Linked DNA regions of Homo sapiens: regions 1 and 2 are each linked to region 3. The links are chromatin loops, found by intact Hi-C in ENCODE. Cell type or tissue: lower leg skin. All regions are shown on one strand.

The links. A loop is a pair of places that touch in the nucleus more often than their neighbours do. Peaks named below come from ENCODE experiments on the same cell type or tissue, not always from the same donor. Only the 100,000 strongest peaks of a DNase experiment are listed, where the experiment ranks them.
Region 1: a loop joins it to region 3, with 4 times the contacts of the local background. A loop is called at or near these places in 43 of 110 quality-filtered maps.
Region 2: a loop joins it to region 3, with 12 times the contacts of the local background. A loop is called at or near these places in 27 of 110 quality-filtered maps.

Annotation. Positions count from the first base shown.
Region 1 is chr15:27,011,161-27,019,160 of GRCh38, reverse strand. All of the region lies in intron 2 of GABRG3 (gamma-aminobutyric acid type A receptor subunit gamma3), which reads right to left. Among named protein-coding and RNA genes, the nearest start is that of GABRG3, 44 kb to the right of the region's middle. In lower leg skin, no CTCF peak of the experiment used is centred here; no DNase peak of the experiment used is centred here.
Region 2 is chr15:28,119,419-28,127,418 of GRCh38, reverse strand. It overlaps HERC2 (HECT and RLD domain containing E3 ubiquitin protein ligase 2), which reads left to right. Exons shown (of 93, transcript NM_004667.6): 84 at 2,226-2,413; 85 at 3,185-3,382; 86 at 5,990-6,073. Among named protein-coding and RNA genes, the nearest start is that of OCA2, 24 kb to the right of the region's middle. RefSeq lists a cis regulatory region at 6,947 and an enhancer at 6,875-7,019. In lower leg skin, no CTCF peak of the experiment used is centred here; DNase peaks (open chromatin) are centred at 3,748 and 7,398.
Region 3 is chr15:26,888,385-26,896,384 of GRCh38, reverse strand. All of the region lies in intron 6 of GABRA5 (gamma-aminobutyric acid type A receptor subunit alpha5), which reads right to left. Among named protein-coding and RNA genes, the nearest start is that of GABRA5, 25 kb to the right of the region's middle. In lower leg skin, no CTCF peak of the experiment used is centred here; DNase peaks (open chromatin) are centred at 2,514, 4,834, 6,884, 7,444 and 1 weaker place.

The DNA.
Region 1 (8,000 bases), 120 kb before region 3:
GGAGGCAGAGCTTGCAGTGAGCCCAGATCGCACCACAGCACTCCAGCCGGGGTGACAGAGCAAGACTCCATCTCAAAAAAAAAAAAAAAAAAAAAAAAAAAAAAAGACTCTAGGGAACAAATACTTCAATGGGATTAGTACTGTTTTTTACCATCATCATCATGATTATCGTGACAAATAATCTTTCAAGAATTTTTTAAACACAAATTCCCTGTCTCTGAGGATTATATTAAACCTATCCACAGCATCTCAGTGAAGATTTGTTTTCAAATGCTTTTTTTCTAACTTGGAGAATACTATTATGGGGACTAAGTGGAAGAATTTGGGTAAAAGGTACATGGGATAAGCAAACTTGGTCAATATTGCAGTTTTGCCAATACTCTGAGTCCATGCAAAAATGTTTTCTATAACTTAGTATTGAAGCCCTGAGACGGTAAAGTCACTATCACAGGTCCCATTCCAGCTCAGTTAAGGTCCAATTTGGCCAATTTACTTGGCTCAGACCCTTAAATATAAGGTTTACAGCTAATTCCATTTCCATTAATCCCAGAACTATAGATGTCAACTCCAAAGCCCTCACTCCTTTCCCAAACACCCTTTAAATATGTGATCTCAAGAAGGCCAGCAAGAGTTGACAAAGATAAAGATAAGGTTATTGTCATTTCACTGTGGGTCAGATATGATAAGTAACAGGGAAGGAGGCAAACAGTGACATTCTACATTTTTGCACATTCATATAAAATATACTATTAAAAGACCTTGAGAATTCCTATTCTTAAAAGAATAAAAACACTGGTGTTAAGTTCAGAACCACAAATCCTTCAGAGCTCTGATGGGTAGGTACTCGAAAGCTCAGATCTAAATTTCCACCTCCTGAAAGGATTTGATGATAAGAATATAAGAGAATTGAGGAAGGCATCTGCCAAGTCTAGTAATGTTATAAATTTGACTCTGAAGTAGCCATATGGCCTTGAGAAAGTCACTTAAATTTGATGGGGCTCATTTTCTCCATCTATAAACTGAATATTTGAAGTAAGTTCTCTTTCCAAACATGAATTCTGTTCGTTATAACAGGAAAGATAAGTTTTTAACAACTCCCTTCATAATAGCAGCTTCTCCCTTCCACCATCTGGCAGGGAATGCAGAACTGCACTGACCAGCAGAGCTGTGAGTTCAGAGCAGATGTGAAGGGCTAACTGCACTATGCCTTTAATAAAGAGGGCACTGAGGATGGTATGAAAATCCTCAGTGCTTGACAAACCTCACTGTACCTGAGTGACATGAACAAAGTGACACCAGCAAGATGGCAGAGTAGAAAGCCCCAGACCCTACTTTCCATGTGAAGCTACTGACTTAACCACACGATACAGACCAACTGCCTCTGTGAGAAATCTAGAATACAATTCAGAGGTCTCTGCAGCACCCCTGGCCAGTGCAAAGCCAGCCACACAGAAGTCCCCGTAGGAAAATTCTTGGCACACAACGTGCCAGAGTGCCTCCCGCCAAGTACCACAGGGTGTGTTCAGAACATTCCCAACTTCTCCCTGAGGAAAGAAAGAAAAGAGTAGGATATTTTCAACATTCCGACTTTTTGTGGGGCTGCCCAAGTGACTGGTTTCTGTGTTCTCTGAATTTAAGTGCTTAGAGGAACAGAGTGGCAGGTTGGTGGACTCACAACAGAGGCAATGAACAGGGTTTGTTCTACCACCAGAGTCTGCAGTACGATGGAATGACAGTAGGGGGAGTGCCAGTACCTCAGTTTGCTACACCACCAAAGAAACTGCAGTACCACAAACAGGCATCAGAGTGAACCCCTGAGTAGAAAGCAACACACCCATTATTAACTTGGTGCAAAAGTAATTGCGGTTCTTCGAAATTACTTTTGTACCAACCTAATATATTAAGTGTGCAAGTCCGGGGAGTACGCATCCCCAGAAAAGGCTTTAGAGGTCTCTAGAGTCTCTGGCCATGCTGACTGGTGAAAGTCCTTCCTGCATGAAACCAGACCACAAAGACTGGGCCCAAGGTAACAAATTAAATATCCTGAAACTAACCCTAAAGGCATGGGAATATATGAATTAGCAGATAAATAATTCAAAATAACTGTCGTAAGGATGTTCAATGGAGTAAAAGAAGGCACAGATGGAAAAAACTAATGAAATTTTTAAAAATGAACAAAATGATAATATCAGAAAAGAGACAGAAACTAAGAAGAAGAAACAAACAAAACTACTTGGAGTGAGGAATACATTAAGCGAATTTAAAAATTCACGAGAACTACTCAATAGCAGACTTGATCAGATAGAAGAAAGAACCAGTAAATTTAAGAACAGGACTTTTTAAATTATCAAGACAAGCAAAAACAAAAAAAAGAGTGAAGCAAAGCAGAGAGAGCCTAAGGGACTTACGGTAGAGTGTTGAGCAGAATAACATATGCATTATGCGAATTTAAAAGGAAGAAAGGGGGAAAGAGACTATTTGAAGAAATAATGGCTGAAAACTTCCCAAATCTGAGGAAAGAAATGGACATACATAATCAAGAAGCTAAAAGAACCATAAGTAGAATAAAAATAAAGAGATCTACAAAGAGACACATCATAATCCAACTGTCAAAAGTCACAGACAATGAGAATCTTGAAAGCAGAAAGAGAAAAGTGACTTATCATGTACAAGGGAGCTTGTATTAGATTATAACCTCATTTCTCAGCAGAAACCTTGCAGGACAGAATGAAGTTGGATAATATATTCAAAATGCTGAAAGGAAAAAAAATCAACCAACAATATTACATATGGTAAAAACTCTCCTTCAAAAATGAATAAGAATGTAAGACATTCTCAGATAAAGTAAAGCTGAAGTCATAGAGCCACTGCACTCCAGCCTAGGTGACAGAGTGAGACTTTCTCTCAAAAAAAAAAAAAAGAAAGAAAGAAAGAAAGAAAAGGGAAGGAAAGGAAAGCTGAGAGAGTTCATCATGACTAGAGCTGCTATATAAGAAATACTGAAAGTAGTCCTTCAAATTGAAGTGGAAGAATGATAAACAGCAACATTAAGCCATATAAATATATAAAAATTACTTTTAAATCAGGTATAGAATTTAAAAAACAAAAGCATAAAAAGTAATTATAAAACTACGTTAATGCATACACAGTATACAAAGAGGTAGGTGGAGTCATCAACAACATCAAGTGTGGGCAGACAAGTCTTAAAGACATGTCAAGACTTAAGACTTGTTAAGACAAGTCTTAACATATAAAGAAGATTTAAATTATTCAAAGTATTTTATTTGACCACAATGGAATGAAACAAGAAATCAACAGCAGAAGAAATATAATTTTTATATGCAATTGAAGTTATCAGTTTAATAGAGATTGTTATATTTCATGTAATGGTAACCAGGAAGAAAATATCTATAGAGTATACACAAAGGAAAATCAAAAGGGAATCAAAGCAGGTCACTCAAAAAAATCAAACACGGCCGGGCGCGGTGGCTCACACCTGTAATCCCAGCACTTTGGGAGGCTGAGGCGGGTGGATCACAAGGTCAGGAGATCGAGACCATCCTGGCTAACACGGTGAAACCCCGTCTCTACTAAAAATACAAAAAAAAATTAGCCAGGTGTGGTGGTGGGCACCTGTAGTCCCAGCTACTCGGGAGGCTCAGGCAGGAGAATGGCGTGAACCCGGGAGGCGGAGCTTGCAGTGAGCCGAGATTGCGCCACTGCACTCCAGCCTGGGTGACAGAGCGAGATTCCATCTCAAAAAAAAAAAAAAAAAAATCAAACACAAAAGAAAGTGAGCGGCAAGAGAGGAAAGGAGGGGCAGAAAGTTATAATACATCCAGAAAAAAAAATTAACAAAATGGCAACAGTAAGTCCTTCCCTATCAGTAATTACTTTCTAAGTAAATGGATTACAACCCTAATTAAAATATATAGATTGACTAAATGGATTTTAAAAAGATCAAAGAGTATGCTGTCTATAAGAGACTCACTTTAGATCTAAGGACATACATAGGTTAAAAGTGAAAGGATGAGAAAAGATATTCTATGCAAATGGGAACCTAAAGAAAGCAAGGGTGACTATATTTGTATTGGACAAAAGAGATTTTAAGTCAAAAACTGTCGCAAGACACAAAGAAGATTGTTATTCAGTAATAAAAGGGTCCATTCACAAGAAAGACATAACAACCATAAGTATATATACACCTAACGTTAGAGTTCCCAATTTTATAAGGTAAACATTGGCAGAGCTGAAGAGACAACTAGACAGCAACACGATAATAGTAGGAGACTTCAATATCTCACTTTCAGTTATATAAAGAACCAGACAGAAGATAAGCAAAGAAACAGAGGACTTGAACAACACTACAAACCAACTGGACCTAACAGACATATTCAGAACACTCCACCCAACAACAGCAAAATACACCTTCTCCTCAAGTGCAACTAGACATTCTCAAAGATAGAAGACATGTTAGTCCACAAAACAAGTTTTACCACATTTAAGATTTAAATCACTCAAAGTACAATAGAATGAAACAAATCAACAGGAAAGCAAAACAGGAAAATTCACAAATATATGGAAATTGAATAATTTACTCTTAAACAACCAAAGGGTCGAAGGAGAAATCACAAGGGAACTTAGAAAATATATGGAGACAAATAAAGAAAACACAACATATCAAAACTTATGGGCTACAACAAAAGCAGTACAAAGGAAGAAATTTATAGCAGTAAAGACTTACATTAAAAAAGGAGGAAAACCCTCAAATCAACAATCTAAGTTTACACCCTCAAAAAACTAAAAAAAAAAAAATAAAGAAATGTAGCTGAAGAAAGCAAATAATACAAATTGTACAGAGATAAATGAAATAGGAAATAGAAAATAGAAACAAAATCAACAAAACCAAGAGCTGATTCTTCGAAAAGATCAATGAAATGTATAAACCCTTAGCTAGACTAAGAAAAAAATGAGAGAAGACTCAAATAACGATACTTAAAAATGAAAGAATGTTACAACTGATGTCACAAAAATAAGAAAAATTGTGAGACTATTATGAATAATTGTACGCCAATTGTACTAAAGAGGCAAAGGACTTATACACCAAAAACTACAAAACATTGTTTGTAGAAATTAAGGAAAACACCAGTAAGTAAAAAGACATCTTGCTTTCACAGATTGGAAGGCCTAATATTGTTAAGATGTCAGTCCTATTCAAAGCAATCTACAGATTCTATATAATTCCAATATAAACGCCAACTGCATTTTTGGCAGAAATAGAAAAGCCAATTCCAAAATTATATGGAGTCTCAAGGGACCCCAAATAGCCAAAACAATCCTGGGGGAAAAAAAAGAAAGTTGGAGGTCTGAAACTTCCTATTTCAAAAACTTACTACAAAATCAAACAGCATGATACTGGTATAAAGACAGATATAGAGACCAATGGAACAGAATAGAGAGCCCATAGTTAAATCCTTGCATAAAGTAGCCAAATGAATTTCAACAATGATGCCAAGACTACAAAATGAGAAAAGGACAGTCTCTATAAATGATGCAGGGACAATTGTATCTCCATATGCAAAAGAATGAGGTTAGCACTCTTACTATATATCATATAAAAAATTCAACTCAAAATGGATCAAAAGCCTAAATATGAGACCAAAAACTATAAAATGTCTATGAGAAAACATTGGAAAAGATCATTATATTGAATTTGGTAATAATTTCTTGGATATGACAGTAAAAGCTCAGGAAACAGAAGCAAAAATAGACAAATGGACTACATTAAACTTAAAAACTCCTGCACATCACAATAGCCAAGACGTAGAAGGAACAGAAATGTCAATCAACAGGTGAATGAAAAAAGAATATGTGGCATATACATACAATATTGTTCAGCCTTGAAAAACAAAGAAATCCTGTCATGTTCTACTAGGTGGATGAACTTTGAGGACATCATGTTAAGTGAAATAAGCCAAGTATAAAAGGACGAATATGTTAAGATTCCACTCATATGAAGTATCTTAAAGTAGTTAGAAATCCAGATGTGAAGTCCTATGATTCCATTACAGCTGATAAGCCTAACTACTACAAAATATTTTATTTTTCACTGAATTATTTCAAATTTCTTTCACCTTCCAATCTATTCTTACAGTTCAAACATTTCCAGTATTATAAACTGTTTGAAGGGTTTTATTAATACGTACCTTTTAACAGCCTCCCTTCTAGTGTAAGTGGTAAGTAAATCTTGTTTTTGCCTTTCTGCTTACCACTATTCATTCTACAAATAATTAGTGGATGACTGGTGAGCTAGACAGAGTTCTAATGTCTGAGGACAGAGCATAATCAAGACACAAAGTCTCCACTTTCTTAGCATTTAAATCACAGTGCGTGAAACGGAGATTAAACAAGTAAACTAATCAATAAACCAGCTGTTTTTTATAGTTATGAGTACTATGAAAGGAATAAAACCAGGTACTGAGATAAAGATTGACTATGGTGTGGGAAAGAAGAGTCTACCTTGGATATGGTGATTCACTCCCCATATCCATTCCTTCCTATAGAGTTAATACAGCCTTGAAAAAGCACACAACCCAGTAACATCTAATGTATTACAAAGAGAATACATATATAATGCATCCCACAAAAAGATATTGAGATTTTAAAATATATCTGTAAAGATTATAGTCAAGAATTTCCCAAAAGTGATGAAAGACATCAAATCACAGATCTGAGCACTTCATCAAACTCCAAGAATGATGAACATTATGAAAACCATACCTGGGCACATCATTATCAAATTGCTGAAAAGTTAATAAAGAAACAATTCTTAAGATGAGCCCAACAAAAGGTACATTGCATAAATAACAAAAATAGTTAAGATCATGGCTGACACCTTATAAGAAACAACAGAAATCAAAAAACAATTGTGTGAGATTTTTTCAAGTACTGAAAGAAAAACATATTAGCCTATAATTCTGTACCCCCAAAAAAGACCTTCAAAAATCAAGATGAAATAAACATCTTCACACAGAAAAATAATAGAGAATTCATCTCCATCTGATCTGCAGTATTCAAAATATTTTAAAATATTCTTTACACTATTAATAAATTATAGCATATGGAAGCTTGGATCTACAAGAAGGAACAAAGAGCAGCAGAAAAAGTAAGCTATTTAGTTATCCACCACTACTGAACTCAATGAAAATGTGTTAAGAGTCTATATGTGAGAACTTCAAGAATCTGACAGAATAGCCATGCACCTCAATTTTCCAGAGGTGAATTAGAATTGTAGATCTTTTTTTTTTTTTTTTGAGACGGAGTCTTGCTCTGTCGCCCAGCCTGGAGTACAGTGGCATGATCTCTGCTCACTGTAAGCTCCGCCTCCCAGGTTCACGCCATTCTCCTGCCTCAGCCTCCTGAGTAGCTGGGACTACAGGCGCCCACCACCACACCCGGCTAATTTTTTGTATTTTTTAGTAGAAAAAGGGTTTCACCGTGTTAGCCAGGATGGTCTCGATCTCCTGACCTTGTGATCCGCCTGCCTCAGCCTCCCAAAGTGCTGGGATTACAGGCGTGAGCCACCGCGCCCAGCCTAGAATTGTAGATCTAAGTAGTATCCTGACCTAGGCTAAACTAGCAGATTGGAAAACATATTTTAATACATGAGGTTGGGGGTTGAAGCCACAAAGGCTGGTGTTACTATCAAATAAAATGCTGTATAAAATGAAGAGAAGAGACTGAAAGATAATGTATTGAAAGGCCAGGAATATGGGTGATGGAAGGAGGAAGAGAAGCCAGGAAGGGGACAGTGAGAGAGGAGAAGATATTTCATTGAAGCAGACAGAGAAATGGGTCCTTCTGAAGAAAGTGTCAAAGTTGTACACGTCACAATAAAGATAAAGAACATTTCTGAAAGTCCTAAGAGAGTTGCAGAATTGAAAAAGTAGATGCTGTGGTTAGAATTTAAAGTAAGAATAAGAATCTCAGTGTTTGCCCGG
Region 2 (8,000 bases), 1.2 Mb before region 3:
AACCTTGCAGATCCTTTCTTTTCTGGCGATTTGGCCACTCCCCCCGTGCATAACCAGCATCTCATCCTCCCCTGTGTGGCTCCTCCCCTTGCATGTGGGGGTCTTGGCTGACTCCCCTCGGAGCTAGCACCTGGGTGGAAGCCCTCCTCACTCTCACAGACTCATTCCCTATGCCCAGCTGCGTCTGCAGAGACACCCTCCTCACCTTGTGTGTGCGACACCCGCCTCGTGGCTTTAGGACCAACGTGTGGAGAGCAGGCAGGGGCAGGAGACAAGTACACTGCCCTTGACCACGCAGGCGTCACACTTTCCAGACACCCGAGGAGTCTCTCTGGATTTGACAATCCTGATGGTGTCTCCAGAGAACATGAGCCTTGTTTCCATCCTGGTCACCAGGGACCTTGCCTGAGAATATTTTCCGGTGGTATTTCTTGGTTGAGGTCCCACACGGTGCACTGAAAAGTGTGATGATTCTTGCGAATGGTGAATCTTATGTTTAGGATATGAACAGAAACGGCATGTTCTTTTTTTATGTTATTTTTTAAATTTATTTTTATTTCAACAAGTTTTTGGCGAACAGGTGGTGTTTGGTTACATGAATAAGCTCTTTAGAGGTGATGTCTGAGAGGTGGGTGCTCCCATCACCCAAGTAGTGTACACAGTACCCAATGTGTAGTCTTTTATCCCTCACTCCTCTCCTACCCTTTCCCCCGAGTCTCCAAAGTCCATTGTGTCATTCTTATGCCGTTGCATCCTCATCGCATGAGAACATATGGTTTGGTTTTCCGTTCCTGAGTTACTTTACTTAGAATAATGGTCTCTAGTCCCATCCAGGTTGTGGCAAATGCAATCATTTCATTCCTTTTTATGGCTAGTAGTATTCCATGGTGTATATATACCACATTTTCTTTATCCACTCATTGATGGATGGGCTTTGGAGCTGGTTCCATATTTGTGTAATTGCAAATTGTGCTGCTATAAACATGTGTGTGCAAGTGTTTTTTCAAATAATGACGTCTTTTCTTCTGGGTAGGTACCTAGTGGTGGGATTGCTGGATCAAATGGTAGATCTACTTTTAGTTCTTTGAGGAATCTCCATACTTTTCCATAGTGGAGCGTGGAAAATGCTTTCCATCACAACGCGTTTTCACAGATAGCTTGTTGTTAGTTTTTATCGCCCTCTAGTGGGGGAAAATCTCAATGTGTTGTACTGGTTTCTGTTCCCACCAGCAGTATAAGTGTTCCCTTTTCACCACATCCATACCAACATCTATTTTTTTTTATTCTTATTTTATTATGGCCATTCTTGCAGGAGTGAGGTGGTATCACATTGTGGTTTTGATTTTAAAAACATAGATTTTCAGGTGGATCACCAAGTCAGGAGTTCGAGACCAGCCTGACCCACATGGTGAAACCCTGTCTCTGCTAAAAATACAAAAATTAGCTGGGCATGGTGGTGCGTGCCTGTGAGCCTAGCTACTCAGGAGGCTGAGGCCGGAGAATCGCTCGAACCCGGGAGGCGGAGGTTGCGGTGAGCTTGAGATCGCACCACTGCATTCCAGCCTGGGCGACAAAGTGAGACTTCATCACAGTGGTTCATGCATGTAATCCCAACACTTTGGGAGATGAGGTGGGAGGATCACTTGAGCTGGGGAGGTTGAGGCTGCAGTGAACCGTGATCATGCCAGTTTACTCCAGCCTGGGCAACAGAGTGTGAGACCCTGTCTCAAAAAAAAAAGTATAAAATAAATAAAACAGACTTTTTCTTTTCTGTTTCGCATGCAAGAGCAATTTGGAATGTTAGGGATATTGCTATGTGTTTTAATATTAGATGGATTTGGGATGTTCGGGATATTGCTATCTGTTCTAATATTATTCTGATGGAGAACTGCTGCTGTTCATGCCTAGTCCTGAGAACTAACACTGTTGGAGGCTTAAGACCAGAGTTGTGTGTCTCTCACTAGAAGAGGCCTGGTGGCCAACAGGGGCTGTGGAGAGTCCTGGGAAGTATACTCGCCTCTTTGGATGTGTAATTAGCATGTATTCATGTTTAGGTCATACCTAAAGCAGACATTCATGTCTAGGTCATATGTAAAGTTGACAACTAGGTCAACACCAGCTGAAGGGCAGGGAGCGTTGGTGCTGTGTGTGGTGGGAAGACACTGGCAGCCATGCGTTTGTTGGCCCTAGTATACAGGTTCTGATTCTAAATTCACTTCATTCAGGTGAGGTTTATACATGGGGCGACAATGATGAGGGACAACTGGGAGACGGAACCACCAATGCCATCCAGAGGCCTCGGTTGGTAGCTGCCCTTCAGGGTAAGAAGGTCAACCGTGTGGCCTGTGGCTCAGCACATACCCTCGCCTGGTCGACCAGCAAGCCCGCCAGTGCTGGCAAACTCCCTGCACAGGTGAGTCCGGGCAGGTTGGGTGGGTCGGGGGCAAGCAAAGTGTGCTCCTGTCACATGCTGCATCCTGTCGTTGTGTGTTTACAGAGGCTTCTTGGTGAAAATAATTCAGGCTCAGTAAATGTTAACCACACAGTGCATTTAAGAACCTTGATATTTGGCTGGTTGTGGTGGCTCACACCTGTAATCCCAACACTTTGGGAGGCCAAGGTGGGCGGATTGCTTGAACTCAGGAGTTCAGGACCAGCCTGGACAACATAGCAAAACCCTGTCTCTACAAAATTAGTCAGGCATAGTGGCATGCACCTGTAGTCCCAGCTACCTGGGAGGCTGAGGGCTGAGGTGGGAGGATCACTTGAGTCTGAAAGGTCCAAGCTGCAGTGATTGCACCACTGCCCTCTTACTTGGGTGACAGAGTGAGACCCTGTCTCAAAAGAACCTTGAATGTTCATGCCAGCCAATATTCTGTGTGTACAGTGTGTATCACCTTCTATATCTTATAACCCACACCAAACTCTTCCACACCAAACTGTTCTGCTAGTACATGCCTCACATTTCTTAGTGAATTTATTTGTATAGACTAATTTTTTTTACAGTCAAACTGGACAGAATATTATTTTAAAAGCAGCACAGTGAGGTTGTGCAAACCAAACTCAGACACCATAGTGCTTCTCTGTATTTGAAACAATTGTTTTCAGAATCCTTAATGGATGCCACACTGGCCCCCGTGTGCCTTTGGTGCCTGAGGGGCTGAAGGCCATTTCTGTGTTCTAGGTCCCCATGGAGTACAATCACCTGCAGGAGATCCCCATCATTGCGCTGAGGAACCGTCTGCTGCTGCTGCACCACCTCTCCGAGCTCTTCTGCCCCTGCATCCCCATGTTCGACCTGGAAGGCTCGCTCGACGAAACTGGACTCGGGCCTTCTGTTGGGTTCGACACTCTCCGAGGAATTCTGATATCCCAGGGAAAGGTATTCAAGTGGCAATCTTTGCTCTAGGGGAAACTGGTGTCTTCAGTACATGTAACCCAATAGAATTCCTATACTGGGAATAGAACACATAGAATACAGCTCATTCAGCAAATGTTCACGGAATGCCTCCTGCATGCCAGGCTCTGTTCTGGGTACTTTATATCAATGAGAAAACAGACAAAAATCTGTTCCCTTTTGGAGTTTATATTAAAAGCAAACAGTAAGATGCTGCATCTCTCCTTCATAATCTCTGCCTCTCACTGCTCCAGAAGGATGAGGTGGGGCCTTCATAAACTAAGCCTTTGTTCCTGCGGTCCTTCTCTGCCTGCCTGGCCTTGTGGCTATGGCAAGTCCCCACTGACACAGGAAGGCCGGCGATTGGGCTGTTTCTCTCAGGATGTCCAGCAGAGGGGGCCAGGAGTCACAGATATATCACCTCGAAGGTCCGTGCCTGAATGTGTAGAGATTGCTGGCCAAGTGAGAATTAACAGGTGGTGAATAATACAGTCATGAGTGAGGGCATCTGAAAGTCACCAGGCAGGTTTTGACCTGTAGATGTTGCTAATAGTTGGAGCTTTCTAGAAGTTGGGTTAGTTTCTGGCAAGCAGCTTGACAAGATGATCTTGAAGGGGCTAATTACCATACGGTAGGGGCATCTCTGTATAGGGAAAAGTTATAGAATTGGATTGAGGACCACTAATCCTGATTGTGATTCTCTAATGTATTTTGTTGTCGAATATTATGGCCCATTCTTAGTGATTTAATAAAATTGCAATGTTTTGGAGTCCTGTCCCAGCAGGTTACTTTTTAAAGACCGGCTTTGTTTCCACTTGGCTAGAACGATTTCTGCTGAACAGGACTGGTACATTCATTTTACTTTCACGTGTGCCTGAGGGTGGAAGTGGTCAGGCTTGTGTTTAATGGAAAGACCATCTCTCTGATGAGAGAGGCAGAAGAAATCTTGGGCAGGTAAAATGGATAGGAAACATAATTTCAATTACTGTTCAATAATAAAAAGTAGCAAACGATTAATTTTACCTTCTTTTTTTAATCCTTCAAAGTGGTGATGATAATAGGCAGCACAGAGGAAAAAAACCTTTCTTTGTAGGGAGAAAAAAAGTGAGAGGCAGGGCACGTCCCACCTGGCCCTGTGTGAGCGTTGTGCAGGCTGTGAGCGGGGCATGGGTGGGAGCTGGTGTGTGGTAGGGGAGCGGTGGGCAGCAGCATCTGGCACCTGCTGGGGCTGCAGGAGAGCAGGGGAGTGCTGAGGGCGTCTGAAAGGTACCTCTGGTCAGGGAATGTGTAGGCAGCCTCGGTTCTGGTCCTGGTTATGGTGAGGATCGGCCTCAGAGAGTGGGTGTTACTACTCCCGGTCCAGAGCACCAAAATGGACTCTCCAGGAAGGTGGGCGGGCTGGTGACTGGGAGGAGAGGGGAGTGCTCCTGTGGAGGGGGAGCCGCCCTGAGGTCCAGGCAGGGCCTCTGGGAGCAGGATGAGTCTGGGCTGTGCGAGAGGCATGGGGCTGGGGTGCCGCCAGGATACCCTTTCTGGGTCTCCTCTGGCGCTTGGGGCCCTCACCTCCTGCCTTCAGGGCTTGGAGTTCTTAGGCTTTGAGCTGGGCAAGGGCTCAGCCTCCACTGAGGGACCCTTGTGCTCCCACAGCCCACCCCTAACCGAAAGAAGGCACGATTGCCTCCTTGGCCAAGAGAGCTGAGACCCCTGCTGACCTGTCTCATCCCTTTCCATTGGCACGGCTGCGTGCCGCATCCTCTGCCCTTTCCCCACGGGCATGGCCGACCTGCTCCCTCCTGGGGAACGGCTGGGTCCTCACCGTGGTGCTGATGTTTGGCCACGCCCTGCTGTCTTCACCCCAGGCACTCCCGATTTCTTTTAGTGTGATCCCAGCCAGGACCTTGTTTCCCCTCCCCGGTCTGTCTTTTCTGTCCCGATCCAAGGTCTGGCTGGCTGCACGGTGCTCCCTGGCCCCGTGGCTGCTGTATGGCAGGCAGTGGCGATCCAAGGTCCGGCTGGCTCCGCGGTGCTCCCTGGCCCGTGGCTGCTGTATGGCAGGCAGTGGCGATCCAAGGTCCGGCTGGCTCCGCGGTGCTCCCTGGCCCGTGGCTGCTGTATGGCAGGCAGTGGCGATCCAAGGTCCGGCTGGCTCCGCGGTGCTCCCTGGCCCGTGGCTGCTGTATGGCAGGCAGTGGTTTAACAGCAATCCCTGCCACGGGTGGGCTTGCTTGGCAGGGAAACCTTGACTTCAAGACCTGAGTCAGAGCAGGTGCTTGCCAGGCCCAGCCCTCCCTGTTCTGTGCCCTGTGTGTGCTGGGCTCTTCCAGCCTCCGGAACGCTGCTGGGTGGAGGTAGTTTCCTGAGGGACCTGCCTCTTGCCCGGCCATTGGCACTACCTGCCTGGCCGTCTGTCCCTGTGTGCTTCGGGGCCAGCCTGTTCCCCTGCACCCTCACAACTTGAGAAAAGGGAACTGGCAGTTTTCTGTCCTTAAGAAGGTCTTCAACACAGATTTTAAACAAAACTATGTGATGATTTCTTCAGGAGTGATGCTTTCCATATCAGATTCTAAATTTTGTCTGTTTGATGTGTTTTAGGAGGCGGCTTTCCGGAAAGTAGTACAAGCAACTATGGTACGCGATCGTCAGCATGGCCCCGTCGTGGAGCTGAACCGCATCCAGGTAGCACATGGAGATTACTCTCCAAGTCTGACAGCCTTAGAAGTGATGCTTTCGTGGGTACCTGGGCTGGGACGAGAGCGCTGGTAGCCTGCCATCCTGTGCACCCCAACTTTAAAGAGCAGGTGCCACCTTCCTTTTTGTGGGCTTCCTGTATGTGATGTGCTGGGGCTTCCAGGAATGTCAGTGTGTTTCTTTATACAGAAGTAATGAAGATTTATGTCAGATAGTCCAAAAGCACAAACACAGGTCAGCAAGAATGGGGAAAATAAAATCAGCCCTCTTCCCACTGCATGATGATAACCGCTGCTGTTACATTGGGAGGTGTGTGTCTATTTGTTACAGCCAAAGCAGGATCACTGCCTTTTGAAATTTGCTGCTCTCCTCCCTGCCATGGAATAGGGTCCTGTGGGGCTGCTTGTGTTTGGCAGCTGCCTGCAGCCTGCTCCTCTCTTGCAGGGGTGTGTCCTGGTTTACTCTGTCAGATTTCTCTGATGGTGCTGGGGGGCCGTGCCCACTTTTCTGTGGTACAGGCAGGGCTATCTGGGTGTATCTTCGGTCACCCCTTTTGTTAAGTTCTGAGAAGTGGAGTGGGTCAGAGGCCCAGTGACAATTTGATGATACATCCGATTATAGGTTATAACAGTTCATGTTCCCACCATCCTCACACCCTCCCCACCACTGGTAGTTTTCTTTGCCAATTTCATAGGCCAGAATTACTAATACTGTCTCATGGGTAGTAATCAAAGAAACGACAAGTAGACCATTTCTAAATGTATACTGCTTCAAGTGTATATAAACTCACAGTTAAAAACAATTAATTAAAAACAAAGAGAAGCCTCGGCCCCTGATGATGATAGCGTGCAGAACTTGACATTTAATGCTCAAATGAAACTGGCCTCGCCTCTTGGATCAGACACAGAGAGCCATGAAGAACAAATTCTTTGTTCCTGTACCTTTGTATTAACACATGATTTTTACCCTGATGTTGATTACAAGACTAGAAATGTTTTCAGAGTTATACTTGGGGGCATTTTGAATTAAGACACGAAACTCTTGTCCTTTGTTGGACAGCTCATGTGACCACATTGATGGAGCTGGTCTCTTCACTGACGTCAGAGTGTTTAATGCTAAGCTGTACGTCAGTCACGTCCTCACATAAATAGGTTGTTTAACTAGGTTCATAAAAAAGCTTTTATTTCCCTACCTTGGACGATGGCTTCAGTTTGCTGTGCATCATAAACATTATAGCTTGTAGGCAAGGCCAGCTGATGGCTTCTGCGTTGTCTAACCCCCGCGATTGAGTGCACCTTGACTTGCACCTCCCTCAAAACCGCACGCAGACTTTTTGGGCCAGGGGCTCTCAGGGTGGGTATTCAAGCCTGGGGGACTCTGGGAATCAGTGAAGTTTTGATAAACTAGGATGCAGGTTAGGCACCCTTGTTTCTGTCTTTGTATCATCTGAAATTTTTAAGAAGTCATTACATGCTGAGCACCTCTTTCTTACTCATCTTGCTATCCCCAGCTTGTGTTACAAAAACGTTCAGTATGCAATTGAAAAAACAAACTGGGTAAATGGCAAACAAATTTATATTAGTCGTTGGTGGTGGCTCATGCCTGTAATCCCAGCACTTTGGGAGGCTGACGTGGATGGATTGCTTGAGCCTAGGAGTCTGAGACCATCCTGGGCAACGTGATAAAACCCCATCTCTACAAAAAATACAAAAATTAGCCTTGTGTGGTGGTGGGTGCCTGTAGTCCCAGCTACTTGGGAGGCTGAGGCAGGAGGATTGCTTGAGCCCGGGAGGCAGAGGTTGTAGTGAGCCGAGATCATACCAGCGTACTCCAGTCTGGGCGACAGAGCCAGACACTGTCTCAAAGCAAACAAAAAACGACAACTTATATCAGGCCTTTTTTTTTTTTTTTTTTT
Region 3 (8,000 bases):
ACTGACACAGACCATGAGGAAATCTACTCAAATTAGTTGAATCATGATTGTTGGTCAGGGAGATTTTAAAGCAGGGTTAAAACATTTGAATTTCTGAGAGAAATTATGTGCTATTTCATACACCTCTTTTGTAAAGCTTTTTTTGGCTACTTTGCAGAGACACCGATAAATGTTTGTTTCTTTGGAGACAACAGGAACACACTTACACAAAGACACTTCAGAGCCCTTAAAAAGGAAGAAAATACATTCCAAATCATCGAAGACTCTGTATGATGTCGGGCAAAGGAGCGGTCAGCGGTTGCCCAGCAAGGGAATGACTGAAGGGTGGGAGCAATGGGCACTGATAACCCGGAGGAAGAATGTGCGACCACAGGGTGCAGGGAAGGGTGGAAGGGGATCCGGACCACTGTGCATGGAGGCAGGGGGAGGCTGGTCCAGCTCTCGGGGAGACTCTGTACCCAGCATGGCCAACAGGAGCTAAATGAGTATCTCTGGGCTGGGTGCTGTGAAAAAAACTCTTTTCACTTATATTTTCTTTTTCTTCTTCTTCTTCTTCTTTTTTTTTTTTTTTTGACGGAGTCTTGCTCTGTCGCCCAGGCTGGAGTGTGCGGTGGCGCCATCTTGGCTCTCTGCAACCTCCGCCTCCCGGGTTCAAGCGATTCTCCTGCCTCCGCCTCCCGAGTAGCTGGGATTACAGGCGAGTGCCACCATGCCCGGCTACTTTTTTTGTATTTTTAGTAGAGACGGGGTTTCACCCTGTTAGCCAGGATGGTGTCGATCTCCTGACCTCGTGATCCGCCAGCTTCGGCCACCCAAAGTGCTGGGATTACAGGCGTGAACCACCGCGCCCAGCCTCATTTATATTTTCAACAAGACTAGAAGACAGGTACTATTTCTATTCCATAAGGCATGAAGCAGTTGGATAACTTCTCCCAAGTCACACTGTTAGTGACGGAGTTCGGATTGCACCCCAAGCAGAATAGTGGCAGAGCCTGCACAGGCACAGAAGTGGAATTACGAATGCGCAAGTTAGTCCACAAGCTACAAATCCTTAACATGGTAAGTCCGGGTGGTCTTTTACCTTGGTCCTGGCATCCATATTCAGAAGGAATAATATTAATAGGAGAGAGAATCTGGTAACAAGGAACCAGCTGTGGCAGTGGCAGCCATCTATGAGGTGGGGGGACTGAAGGGTGAAGGGGGCGGCAGGTGGGGTCAGGACGTGGTGGGCGACCTGCAGCAGTAGCCAGGGGCTAAAAACGAAGGGCTTGTGCCCCCGGGTAGAGAAAGAACGAAAAGGAGCCATCCATACATAAAACCAGCTGGTTAGCAGAGAACCAGGCAGCAGCTCCTGTTTGAGAAGAGCTCTGGGCTCAGTTTCAGACCCCAGCAGGATGCCTAAGAGGGGGCGCCCAAGGAGCCACCGAGAATGAAATCAGGGCTTGGGTGTGTTTTAAACCATGTCAGAAAATAAAATAGACAGAAGTCGGACCCACGGAAACAAATGAATTTACAGAAAAGATACTCAAGACGGAGACTGGAAGACAAAAACATTGGAGGAACCAGATATTCTGCGGCCGGACTGTGCCTATGGATCCGCGGGACTTCAGAAAGGTCCCAGAACTGAGTTCCATCACCTGCAAAATAGGGACACCTCCTCCGGTGAGCGCACAGCACACCGCCAGGCGCTACATATAACATCATTCCTAGAGCCAGGACCAGAGAGTACAGGAAATCAAAGGTTCATGCAGCCAAGAATGACGAAGGCCAAGGAATTCCGATGAAGGAAACTGAGGGGAAACTGGATTTGACCAGGAGAAGAGGCTTGACATCATGGGACCAGCTCTTACAAGCAGGTGACAAAGAACAGCCATCTGACGCCACGGAAATCGCAAATTGTGTGGAAGAGGCGCAGGCAAGAGCCCGGGGGGAAGGAGGGGCCCGGGATCGTTCCGGGAGCGCTGCCCGCACCATCTCACCCGGGGACCCACTGGCTGCCCGCGAGGCCGGCAGTGAGAACAGACGCTGGGTGCAGGCGCGGCCTGTGAAGGGGTGGCCCCTGGACGCACACCGGCCTCTCTGGAGTCGAGGTTTGCGTTGCTAGCCTGGCCTGAAGAAGGAAAAGCATCCCGAGAGAAGTGTAGTGGATTCGCGGGAATACGCATCCCTCCCAGAAGGCTTCCGTTTCCACCTTTGTCCAAGTGAGGGCTGGGCTGCTCGCAGAGTCCGGGCCCAGGTCCGGCGCCGTCTGGGCAGGGCTTCTGCCCGGGCCGCTGCGCTCCAGCCTCCGGCCCTTGGCTTTCAGTGCAAAGGGCGTCTGGGGAGCACAGGGGGCGCGCGGAGAGAACTGCCTCCCCTCTCCAGTCCTCGACCTAACACTCCTGGAGGCCCAAAGGAAACAGTGACCAGCCTTCAAGCAAGGGTCCTTGGAATCTGTCCCCGGCCACCTTTGAGGTCTGATTTCCTGCTGCCCCTTGACCGGCTGCCGCCGCCCCGCGCGCACATAGGTCTCACATCTTGCACTCTGACGCCCCGGTCCATGCTGCTGCCCACGCGGGTCCCCTGGCCCAGCCTCTCCACCTTCGCAGCTCGAGCTCACCCCAGACTCCGTGCCCACCGCCTGGTCGCCGGGCCCTGCTCCCCTCACCCCCAGACTCAGCCCCTCGCCCACTCCTGTGCCCCCAGATCCTCCTGTTTCCCCTGCGCCACTCCAGGGTGAGCAGGCCCTGGGCTCCGCAGACAGGGCTTAGTGAAACTGTGAGTGGTCGAAGGGATGGGCGAGCGGGAAGGACACGAGGCAGAGGAAGGGGAGCCCTAGGCAGCCCGACCAGCTGCAGTCCTCCCCACCGCTGCTCCCATCAGATCCACACGCAGGAGGGAGGTCCAGGCCCAGGCCGTGCCCTGCTCATAACTTCACATAGGGACCTGAGTAGGGGCAGTCACACACACGCCACACACCATACACACACAACACACACAACACACCATACACATACTCCATATAGTCCCGCCACACGCTACACACCATACACACACACGACACTCCATAGACACACAACACGCCATATACACACAACACACCATATACACACACGCCATATGCCATACACACACACCATACACACACAACACACCATATACACTCACGCCACACACCATACGCTCACACCATACACACCCAACACACTATACACACACACACCACACACCACATACACACCCCACACACGCCACACACCATACACTTAGAAACACGCCATACACACGCACTAGACACACACATGCCACACACCATACACCCCCAAACACGCCACACAGCGTACACACACAACAGACACACCACACTCCATACATACAAACGCACCATAAACACAACACACTACACACACACGCCACACTCTATACACCCCCCACGCGCACCACACACCATACACACACTACACACACGCATCCATACACACATCACGCACACACAACCTCATACACACACACACCACACATACCCATACACACCCACACACTGCTCCATCCTCCCCGCACAACTTGCTCAGAGAAGCCTCCGGAAGCCGCCCAGACCTCTCCTGCCCCAAGGGGCCCTTCAGCTGATTCCATCCCACGATCCTCTTCTTCTCCATGTGAATGCTAACGGAAAGTAACAGCCCCTCTGCTCGGACCTTATTAATATTGCTTGAAGCAATGCAAAAAACTTGAGATCCTACTGAGAAGAAAGCTAATTTCAATAATAAAACTTTAGATTAGCAATGGGTATTAGTTTCCTGCTAGATGTCATAGTTTATTTGATCATTCAAACTTCTAAAATGCTCTAGAAAAATCGCCTCCGTTAAAAGATTGTAGCATAAATACTCTAACTTGCCTTGAAATATTTTAAAGCTTCCCTGTGTCCGCGGACTCGCAGGTCATGTGCGCGCGGCCGGGGAAGGCAGCCCCCCCACTGCTGGGCCCCCGGGGCGCGGGCTGGGTAGGGCCCGGAGAAGGGAGCCTGGGGCTGCCACGGGGCTGCATTTCCCCGGGGCTGGGTGACGCCGCCGTCCACACTGCCCGCCAGCGCGGAAGCCACCGTTCACAGCCGGCTACCCACTGCTGGGAATGTGGCTGGCACACGGGGGACCTGGATTATTAATGTTTTTCGACCTTAATTTTAAAGTGTGATAAATGTCTAGTCACCGTTTCAGACAGTGCAAATCATAGGAGTGAAGACCACAAAAACTCCGGATTCCGGGCCAACCGGGAAACACTTTGGGCACGGAGGCCTCTGCCAAGTCTTCCTTCTCCAGCAGCATGGGGCATACGCCTAACTATTCTCAGGGTAAACATGGAAATCCTAATCGCATCTGCCTCACTCCTGCCAGGCGGTGGCTGCTCCGAATTTTCCACCACCCGGTGCGCTTGGCCAACGTTTCTGGGGCATTTGCGCTCAAGGCCAGAGAGCGTGCAGGAGATGAGACCATCAGTTTCGGCCTGCTTAAGGGACCACCGTCCGAGCTGAAATGAGCAGAGCGGGTCACTTGGCTCACTTTTCCCCGCTGGCCGGGAGGGGAGGGATGCCTGCAGCAGCACTGTGGCCCTGACTCGGGACTCTGGTGTCCGGAAGCGCGGTGGTGGGTGCAGGCTGGCTGCGCACTAGGGAGGACCTGAGGCTGAGCGCAGCCTCCCTGGCTCTGAGCAACCTCAAGGCCGCGCAGACCTGCCAAGAGGCTCAGGAACACTCTGCAGACATGAAGCACTTTGTCTTCCCTAAACGTGCTTCGGTGAATCCGGGGCTTTAACCAAGCTCTAGAATGCCCTCCTGTCAGTCTTCCCCTCGATGCACGAGGCCACGGCGCCACCTCGTGGACATTATTTTCAGTCCCCATGGCTGAATAGCGCGCATAGCTAGCTTCCTGTTGCATGCTTGCTATATATTCTATCTATGCAAATAGGGAGAGGCCAGGAGGTTTGGCACTTGGACATTATCGATGGGCTAATTGCCATGTGATCATTTTTACCTGTTTCATTTATCACATCTGTTGTGAAGGACGATAAAGATACTACCAAATGTATGTTATGTAGTTTAAATGCGTTTATATTTCTGAAGCTCTGGTTTCTGTTTCACTAGGACGAGGATGTCTGCAGCCTTTGTGGGGTCAGGACCTAAGAAAGCAAACATGTGCTGGAGATGGTCCATTTGCAAAGGGTGATGTGGTCCTGTGTGAGATGTGTGCCCGAGAGTCCAAAGCATGGCCTGGCCAGACGGAACTGCCTGCAGTGGCTGCAGACTGATGGCCTTCTCAACAGGCCCAGAATATGTCTGGTCACGTTTTCAAACCAAATATGCAAGAAATGTGTGTTGAAATGTCCTTATTTGTATGCTGCAAGTACAATTTTAGCAAAACTAAATCTGACTCTTTATTAAATTGGCAGAAACCTAAGCACAGAACATGTCTGTGAACCAGACATTCTCTGGATCTCTTTCCAAGTCCCTCATACTAGGGTCTGGGTGGTGAGATGGCCTCATTTAGGAAAAGGAGATCTCATACATTCCATTATGGTTCATTCATTCACAAGCACACACATAAGTTCCTCCTGAGTGCCCAGTGCCGGGATGACAGGGAGTATATGGAATTACACAGGACACGTGTATCATGCATGTGTTATACATGATTGAGACATATATGTCCAAAAGACGCTCTGTGGGGAACACAGAACTTCAGCTGGGAAGTCAAAGGCAGTGGGGCCACAGCAGGCTGGTGCAAAGTCTCTGTCTTCAGTGACTGAGGACATGAAGGATGGTGTGGCTGCGTGCCTACAGGGAGATCGGCGGGACCAGACAGAGGAAAGGGCAGTGGTGTCCCAGGCAGGCTCCATGTCTCCAACCTTGGGAACAAGGCTCAATTCAAGTTAAATCAGGACAAGGGAGCTCTGTGAGGCACGTCCCAAAGCAAAAAAAAAAAAAAAAAATTGAAGTGACTACAAATCTTGAGATGAGTAACTGTTATGCATGGTTTTCAATGGACTGGCTAATTGGATCTCATGTAGCAAAATGGGCAGAAATTTCATGTTCATTTTTGTATATAAGGTGCCAGAGAGGAAGTAATAGGTGGTCTCTACTCTCACTGTTGATGGAAGTGAAACTGGTACTATTTTTCTAGAGAACAGTTTGAAAATCTGTATTAATATCAAAAATTTATGTTTTGTCCAATTCCTGGGATTTGTTCAAAGGATATACGTAGGTGCTTGGACCAGAATGTTATCACAGAGAAAAAAAATAGATGTATCGTGAATTTTTTTACAGAAATCATATAAACACAGGATAACCACATGATGGGATGTGCTATATCACAAAGTTTCAAAACAATGTTTAATGACATGGGAAATGTTTTCAATGCTGTATATTTTAAAATTGTAAAGCTATTCACAAAAGTTTTCAGTGAATGAGGCCACTCAAAAACTATAGGAGACTATGTGTGCATACACACAGACATACACATATGTATTCATGAATGTCTACACGCAGGGACACATAAACATGATACACACTAAAATATTAACATTGATTCTCTTTGGTCTTGGTGTTATCATAACCATATTCCGCACTTTGTAATTTTCTATGTTTTATAAATTTTTAAATCATATTTTGATTCTTGCCAATATAAAATGTGTTACCTTAAAAATTGCAAGTCAGCCAATACATCTGGTTTCATGAAAGAAGCTTTGAACTTGACACTTTGAACTTGACAATGTATAGCTATGCATGCTTGTACATATATACAAACACATCTCAGTGTCTAGTTCAAAACTTCCAGATATGTATGTATCCAAGTTACCTATTAATGCTATTTGATATTGACTACCAATCATGAAGCAAAAATGTGACAATGCTGCCCTCAAGTGGCCGTTTAAGGAATATGTGTATTTACTAGCCGTTTTCAAATAAGAACGAAACAGACTGCAGCTAGCTATACTGCATTAGAAAAGAGAAAAACCAAAACCAACCAACCAGAAAAAAAAAAAAGACAGTGGCTCTAGGAGATTAAAATATAATTTCCAAGGACTCATGACTACTAAATGACAGTCAGGACCTGAATTTAAGTCAGCCTAACTCCGAAGTCCACGATCTTTTCACTACATCGTATTTCCCCAATTCATGAATTAAGCAGGGGTTTCCACTCATGGGGAAAATCCAAATGGAGTGGAGTGTAAGCAATCATCAAAATATGTCTTCCTTAAAGTAAAAACAGCACAGAGGAATACATAGTGTGCAAAAGAGATGATGCAGAGCGGTATTCAGTGCACGACTGTCTAGTGGTATTTTACTTGGTGCAGCGTATCTACTACAATGTAAAAATGTCAACATTCTACAATGTTTGCCCAGATCTTTCTATTAAACAGGCACGGGCAAGTGACCTTGGGTGGAGCAGCGGCCGGGTTCTCTGAGCCAGGCAGAACCACGTGGTGCAGGCAGAGCCAGCCTTCTAGGGACTCCCTCCTTGCCTGTTGCAGTCACACAAGAGCCTACCGGGGGGACTTGCTCTCCTGCCAGGGGCCCAAAGACCAGGGGGACATTCCCTAAGGTGACCCTCACTGTGTGTTCTCACATAAGTTGGCACTTTTAGAAGGTGTGGGAAGATGGCAGATGAAAGGGAGCCATTGCCTCCCAATTCACTTGGTTATTATCTCTATATGCTCTTTATAACTTACGTAATGGTGTATGTATGTCAGATCTGGTGGGGTCTCTGAAACAGGTGGCCACCCTGTACTTCAGGCACTTATCTGGAGGGGACTATGGACCTGCTGCTATGTAATGACAACCAAAGGCTCTATCTCCCCTCACCCGAGAAAACAATTAAGGGACGGTCATCCATCTGGACCCTAGATGACCTCGGGCCAGTCCCTGGGTTCAGCTCCCCTAACCTCTCCAGCCCTGCAAAGGAAGGCGTGGCAGGGAGGAACTGCTCTGAGCTTCCTTGGAGTGACCTGACTGCCCTGCCTAGTGCTGGAAG